Regions from separate parts of the Homo sapiens genome. Here region 1 is linked to region 2. A link is an interaction called in ENCODE POLR2A ChIA-PET data of the cell type or tissue named here. Cell type or tissue: HCT116. All regions are shown on one strand. Region 1 overlaps MLLT10 (MLLT10 histone lysine methyltransferase DOT1L cofactor). Region 2 overlaps MLLT10 (MLLT10 histone lysine methyltransferase DOT1L cofactor).

Region 1 (4,000 bases), 100 kb after region 2:
AGGGGAAGGGGAAGGGAAAGGGAAAGGAAAGGGGGAAAAGGAATGTCCCTATAATTTTGCCAAAAAACGAATTTATCAAAAATTTTCCCAGAAAAGTTTCAGTTTCTCACGAAGTTCTATATAGAATTCAAAGAAAAATAACACCAAATTTACACAAACTGTTTCATTTTAAGTGACTAGCATAATCCTCAACAAACACCTGACAAAACCACTATAATTCTTAAAGAAACAGAGAATGAAAGTACATGACAAAAATAAAATATATGTCTGGAGATGGACAAGTGAATTTACAGTATCCTAAAAGTTTCAGAGGATTCAGAAAGAGGAAAAAAGCACATAGTAATGTTAACTTTTTTAAGCTAATAGGGTAGAATGGAACAAGTGAAACAAACCAGAATAGGAAATATTTAATAAGATGGAAGGTTTACACCAGGTGCAGTGGCTCATTCCTGTAATTCCAACACTCTCAAAGCTGAGGCAGGAAGATCACTTGAGCCCAGGACTACAAAGCTACAGTGAGCTAGGATCCTGCTACTTGTAATTCAGCCTGAACAACAGAATGAAAACCTGTCACTTAAAAAAAAAAAAAAAAAACTTTGGAATAGTGAAGGCCTTTCTAACTAATAACTCAAAATACAGACATCATGAAAGATTAATAAATTGAACAAAATTAAAATCAGAAACTCATGCACGGTAAAAAAAAATTTTTTTAAAGCACAATATAAACAAAGACTGACCAGATGGGCAAAAATTAGTCCAACTCATATCAAAACAGCATAATAATATATGAGGGGCTCCTTATGAACACTCCAATAAATCAAAGTAAAAAGATCAACAATTGTGGCTGGGCATGGTGGCTCACACCTGTAGTCCCATCACTTTGGGAGGCCAAGGTGGGTGGATCCCATCTCTACTAAAAATAAAAAAATCAGCTGGGCGCGGTGGTGTGTGCCTATAATCCCAGCTATTCGGGTGAGTGAGGCAGGAGAGTCCCTTGAAAGGGGGAGGCAGAGGCTGCGGTGAGCCAAGATCAAGCCACTGCACTCCAGCCTATGTGACAGAGGGAGACCCTGTCTCAAAAAAAAAAAAAAAGAAAAAGATCAACAACCAAGTCAAAAAACAGACCACAGAAGAGAAAAAACAAACTGCTCTTCAAACTATAAAAAGATGTGAACCTCACTAATATTAAGAGAAATGCAAAACTACTGCTTGGATATACAAACTTTTACCTGTTAGATTACCAAAGGTATGTAGAACAGCTTTTTTATTCATATATTGGTAAAACTGGGAACATATATTGGTAAAACTACAGGGCAAATAATTTGGGACTATCTATCAAAATTAACGGCAAAACTCCTTTGACTCAATGTTTCCACCTATGGAAATTAATAATCCTATAGATATACTTGTATACAAGCAAAATGACATACATACAAGAGTTAGTCATCAAAGTAGAAGATCAGAAAGTGCATCAAGAACTGATTGATTAGATATTAGATAACATGGTTAAAAAGAAAAAAAAGCTCTATACTGAAACAAGATAAACTGTTCATGCCGGGTGCAGTGACTCACACCTGTAATCTCAGCACTTTGGAAGGCCGAGGCAGTAGGATCATTTGAGGTCAGGAGTTCAACACCAGCCTGGCCAACATCGTGAAACCCCATCTCTACTAAAAATATAAAAATTAGCCGGGCGTGGTGGCACATACCTGTAATCCCAGGAACTTGGGAGGCTGAGGCAGGAGAATCGCTTGAGCCCGGAAGGTGGAGGTTGCAGTGAGCTGAGACTGCACCACTGCACTCCAGCCTGGGCAAATGAGCGAAGCTTCAAAAAAAAGAAAATCGAAGAAAAAAGAAAAGCAAAGTCTCAAAAAAAACAGATAAATTGTTCAGTGAAATAAATTAAGAGGCAGAAGAGTATATAATATTAACCCATTTGTATAAAGATGGAGGGAGTAAATAAGTCTTTATTCACATTTGAATATGCAAAAGAAACCTAGAAAGATATGCAAGAAAGTAATTATTACATAGTAGCAGGAAAACTATTGATAAACTGGGCAGATGGGGAAGAGGAATAACAGGAAGAGTTTTCAACATATTTTTAAATTCTGTACAATCTGACTGTATAACATAGTCTGAAGATTAAACTGTAAAATATATATATCTAGCCAAAATCATTCTATTTTTCCCTTTTATTTACTCACACCATTACTCTAGCCTATGCCAAAACTACTTTAGAAGTGGCTACCCAAAATGGAGAAGAGTATAGTAGTAATAGCAGCTTAACCTTTTTTTAGCTGCCTCATCATATATGCCATGGTCTAATAAACTCATGTCTACACATTTCAGAATAGTACTGAGCTGTAGAAAAATATGATTTCTCTGACAAAGATAACTGAAAGTGGAGAAGAAAATGAGTAATATACAAGGGTTCATAGGAAAGCATACCAAAATGTGATACAGAAGTCAGCTTTTTTTTTTTTTTTTTTTTTTTTGAGGCAGGGTCTCACTCTCACCCATCCCAGGGACTGAAGTACAGTGATGTGGCCATGGCTCATTGCAGCCTCGACCTCCCAGACTCAAGCCATCCTCCTGCTCAGCTTCCCAAGTAGCTGGAACTGCAGGCACGTGCCACCATGTGTAACTCAGTCTTTTTATTTTTATTTTTTATATTTACTTTTGCAGAGACCAAGGTCTCCCTATGTTGCCCAGGATGGTCTCAGACTCCTATGCTCCAGTGAGCCTCCTACCTTGGCCTCTCAAAGAGCTGGGATTACAGGTGTCAGGCAGCACACCCAGCCTAAAAGTCAACATTTCTTTATATTCAAGCAACAAAGATCTTCAGAGTTAAATAAAATTAACATTCACTAGAAACATCATCTGTCTAGAGATACACAAAACAGAAAAAAAGAATCTAAAACAACAGATTTTAGGTCTAACAACAACAACAAAAAAATGTGGCTCATTTTTCAAAAAAAAAAAATTCCTAACATAAGAAACTATATCCATTTAAAAAAAATACTTTTTTTTTTTGGAGACAGTCTCCTTCTGTCACGCAGGCTAATGGGCAATGGTATAATCTCAGCTCACTGCAACCTCCGCCTCCCAAGTTCAAGCGATTCTCCTGCCTCAGCCTCCCAAGTAGCTGGGACTACAGGCAGGCACCACCACACCTGGCTAATTTTTCTATTTTTAGTAGAAACCAGGTTTCACTATGTTGGCCAGGCTGGTCTCGACTCCTGACCTCAGGTGATCCACCTCCCTTGGCCTCCCAAAGTGCTGGGATTACAGGTGTGAGCCACCTCGCCCAGCCAAAAACATAAGAATTTAAATTAGAAGTATGTATTTAATAGATCATACTGCATAAAATACCCAATGCTTAAGTTTGTCCACAAAGTAGAAAAATTGTGGGTCAATACAATAAGGATTTATAAATTATAGCCACCACTGTTAAAAATGAGTAGAAAACGCTGTTTAATTTGATAAAATAAAATAAACTACCAAATATTTGAAAATACTCCACTGTCCCAGTTTTCAATAAAATTTTTTTCAAGAAATCTCTGCACTTACCCCCATTATCTGTTCTTTTTAAAGCTCCATCCTTATGGGGACAAAGTTCACATCTCTATAAAAAAAAAAAAAGAAACAGGTAATGAATATTTCAGATTATCAAAAATGTAGTATCTTCCCTGCAACGTCAAAACTACTGAAAATGTGAGAGCAGCATTTGTCCTAGTTGCCCCCCAAGAATATTTCAGAACATTCTTCACAAACAGTTGTTCTTGATGACATGTGATCTTCTTCAGAGGACAAGTAATTTTTTTAAAGTACATTTTAACTTTTAAATTCCTGCCATGGGCCAGGCGCGGTGGCTCAGGCCTGTAAATCTTAGAACTTTGGGAGGCTGAGGCAGGCGGATTAGCTGAGGTCGGGAGTTCGAGACCAGCCTGACCAACATGCAGAAACCCCGTCTCTACTAAAAATAAAAAATTAGCCAGGC
Region 2 (4,000 bases):
GGAGAGTACTTCAGCTAAGAGATGAGGCACACCTAAATGAGTACAATCATAAGCCTAAACGAGAAGCATCATGAAACATACATACTACACAGTGATTTTTTTTTTCTGTTTCTTTAAAAAGATTAAAAGAAAGATTTAGTGGGGGAAAAAGTATCAACTAAAATGAAGAACATAATCTTATCAGATATGGTGGTTATCAACATAATTTGCCTTTCTTCATGAATATTTTTGTTTTAAATAAAAACATAAAAGAATGGCCACATTCATTTTTAGAAAACAGAGACAAGAAAACACAATACTCTTGAACCAGTGATTTTAATATAACCATTATGGCCAGGTGTGGCGGCTCATGCCTGTAATCCCAGCACTTCGGGAGGCCAAGGCAGGAGGATCACTTGAGCTCAGTAGCTGGAGACCAGCCTGGGCGACATTAGTAAGATCTCATCTCTACTGAAAAAGAAAAAAAAAAAAATTACTGGGTGTAATGGTGTGTGCCTGTATTCCCAGCTACTCAAGAGGCTGAGGCAGGAGGATTGCTTGAGCCCAAGAAATTGAGACTGCAGTGAGCTATGACGGCACAACTCTACTCCAGCCTGGACTAAGCAAGACTCTCTCTCAAAAATAAAAGAAAGATGTGGCAGAACAATAGGCCAGGCGCGGTGGTTCATGCCTGTAATCCCAGCAATTTGGGAAGCTGAGGCGGGAGGATCACGTGAGGCCAGGGATTTGAAACCAGTCTGGGCAACAAAGCAAGACACTGATTGATTAAATAATAATAATAATAATAATAATAATATAACCATTGTGATAATTTTGTCAATCCCCAGTACTTGCAACTTTTTGCTATGATAAATATCTCTGTATGTCTAGTCTTTTCATATTTTGTACATTTCCTTAGAATGGAAGTCACTTCTATTATTAAGTCCTTTTATTTTTTATTTTTCTAAGACAGGGTCTCATCTGTCACCCAGGCTGGAGTGCAGTAGCGTGATCTCAGGTCACTGCAGCCTCTGCCTCCCAAGTTCAAGCGATTCCCATGCCTCAGCCTCACAAGTACCTGGGATTACAGACGTGCCACCACCCCACCTGGCTCTTTTTTTTTTTTTTTTTTTTTTTGTAGATATGAGGTTTCACCATGATGGCCAGGATGGTCTTGAACTCCTGACCTCAAGTGATCTGCCTGCCTCAGCCTCCCAAAGTGCTGGGATTATAGGCGTGAGCCACCGTGCCCAGTCTATTAAGTCCCTGGCACCACAGTATTGGTACTTTCCTTCTTTCTAGGAAGTTTTCTTCATCTGATTTACCCATTTATTATTCTTTTCCTTGGCTGTAACCATTGCGTTATTACCCCTTTACTGTGTTCCTTGCTTTGACTATTATAAAATATAGCTGAATATATAAAATTTCTTTCTTTTTAAATTTTGTTTCAAATTACTACTATCTTCCCTCATGTCTTATGTTTATTATGCTGATTTGTTTTCTCTCTACAGTTCCATAAAAGACCTAATCTGGGTGGAAAATCAGATTTTCTACTATTGGCAACATGAAATAAAGTTTTTGGCTTCCTAAGCCAAAGCTATAAGCTTTCAGATACACCTTTGAAATAAAAATATTAGTTGCTCCTAATGCATGCATGATGGAAAAAAGTATGAGAAGCAAAATTCCAAATACCTAGCTGTTATTACATAAATATACTATTCTGTTAGGAATGGGCACATACATATATCCAGAGATATATATCCATATGTATATATCAAGAGATCCTGAAATAAAATGACCCTCTGAGTGTGAAACAAGTATATCAGTCATCTATAGAAACAGCCCACCAAGGACATGGTCTACAACTCCAGGTTTAATGAAGGTGATTGGGACATAGTTTCTGCAAATGCAGGACCAGAAGTTAATGTGAAAGGAAGCTGCAAAGTAGTGAAATACATTACACAGAGAGAAAAAAAAGTATTATCAAGATGATGATAATATTTAAACATGATCGAACTGCCTTTATTCTGATGTCCGATTCACTAAGCAAGCACTTTCCAATTATAATTTGTTTTCCCAAGAAGATTACCGTAAGGAAGAATAAGATAAGCAACATTTGGCATTCTTGGCAGTTATTATTTTTAAATCATAGATGATTAAATGACATTCTTCCCTACCTTCATTTCTGAGATTCTGGCTTGAGTAAGCCCATTTGATGAACTCTAGGTATACTGACAAAAGTAAAAAAGAGGATATTAGAATAATCTGTGCAAGAGATGATAAGGACCTGAATCAACACAAAAGAAGAGTTTTGAAAACGATAAAGAAAAATTAAATACAAAAGTCATGTCTAGAAAGCCTCAAATTAGTAAATTAGAAAAAATGTTCAGAAGGCAGCACTTGGTGATTTATGTAATAGTTAAGGAATAGGCAGAGAAAATGACAGACAGGCAGGCACAAACAGTAACTCCAGGACAGAGGTATTTCGGACAAAAAAATACAAGAGGAGAGGAAAGAGATCACTTCTCAGGCGACACTGAGAATTTAAAATAAAATAACTCGCTCAGATGCATAACCGTTGCATATTTAAGTATTATTTAATACTCTTATTTAATCATTAAAGCCCTATTCTGAAGTACACTAAAAAGAAAACGCTTTTGTAAACACATTCAAGTTACTACACATACCTGAAAGAATCAGTTCTTTTGGGGGGAAATCTATTTTTAAAATTTCTAATAATTTAAAAATTCATTAATTCAAATTATGAAGGTTTTAGAAAACTAATTTGGTTTGGTGGGGGGTTTTCTGACAGTGAATGTTTCCACAGTGATTCTCTGTCTTCCTTCAAACTTAATTTTTCTACATGTTCACTTGATCTCTTCCCATCTGCTCCAGATTCTTGATCTATGAAATATCACTCCTTGAATCTTAATCCTTAATCTCCTTTCTACCTATTAAGACTTCACTATTTTAAAATAAACCTGATTCAACCTCTTTCTGTCTTCTCTACCCACATTTTTCAGCCTATACTAGTCTCAGAGTTTCAGTTACTACCCCCTAAGTGGCCTAGTTTCAATTCTCTTTGGTGCCCAAGCTCTATTTAATTCTGTGCTAAACATCTCTACCTAAATATTGTGTTAGTAAATGAATACCCATCCTTTCCAGCTACTGTCATTACCAGTTCTTCTTGGGTAATACACATCTCATCAGTTTGACTTCCAGGATCCTCATTCAGGCCATCAATAAATTTGGTTAGATTGTAACAAAAAACTATTGGGTTACTCTGTTTCAGCATTAGCTCTTTTCCATCTTTTTACATGCTACCCACCAGTTGAAACTTCCTAAAGTACAGGTTTGATTATCTTTTTTCCAACTCAACACCAACTGCTTTCAACTCCTTGGACTAATAGCTAATGTTGTTATTTTTCATATCAAATATCAGTATCTTGGAGGTAAAACATGCCAAGAAAAAAAAAATATATATATATATATATATAAATGTGTGTGTGTGTGTGTGTGTATATATATATATATATAAAACACACACGCTATATATATATATATATATATATACATATATATATATATATATTACTTTACACAGCCTGTGTATTCTCATTCTATGCCATTGCTCATGCTAACTGTACATACCTCAGACTAAGAATCTAGCTCTGATCCCTGTATCTCCAAATAACAAAATTTTACATATTCTTTAAGTATCAGGTCAAACGTTACATTATCTGAATAGCTCATTCCTTCAGCTGAAAGCAATTTTCCCTGGCCTTGAACTCCTACTGACCATTAAAGAAGTTGTAAGTACATCCCTTGAAATTATTACATATATGTATTTCTCTTCCTTTTAGAGTGTATGTTCTCAAAGGGAGGACTCATGTGCCGCATCATTTATCTTTTGCAGTATACTTATTTCCCCAAAGCAACTAACCAGGACCTTACATATAGACATAAAGAAAGAACCTAATATATTCTTGTCAAATGATAAAAAGCTAAGACAGTCTCAAGA

What was found. ChIA-PET counts read pairs that join two places held together with the same protein. Peaks named below come from ENCODE experiments on the same cell type or tissue, not always from the same donor. Only the 100,000 strongest peaks of a DNase experiment are listed, where the experiment ranks them.
Region 1: POLR2A ChIA-PET joins it to region 2 with 5 read pairs; 3 of 35 experiments call an interaction of 5 or more read pairs at or near these places.

Annotation. Positions count from the first base shown.
Region 1 is chr10:21,585,919-21,589,918 of GRCh38, reverse strand. It overlaps MLLT10 (MLLT10 histone lysine methyltransferase DOT1L cofactor), which reads right to left. Exons shown (of 23, transcript NM_001195626.3): 4 at 3,571-3,625. Among named protein-coding and RNA genes, the nearest start is that of MLLT10, 54 kb to the right of the region's middle. In HCT116, no CTCF peak of the experiment used is centred here; a DNase peak (open chromatin) is centred at 1,528; H3K27ac peaks cover 940 bases.
Region 2 is chr10:21,689,118-21,693,117 of GRCh38, reverse strand. The region is part of intron 13 of MLLT10 (MLLT10 histone lysine methyltransferase DOT1L cofactor); the gene reads right to left. Among named protein-coding and RNA genes, the nearest start is that of MLLT10, 160 kb to the right of the region's middle. In HCT116, no CTCF peak of the experiment used is centred here; no DNase peak of the experiment used is centred here.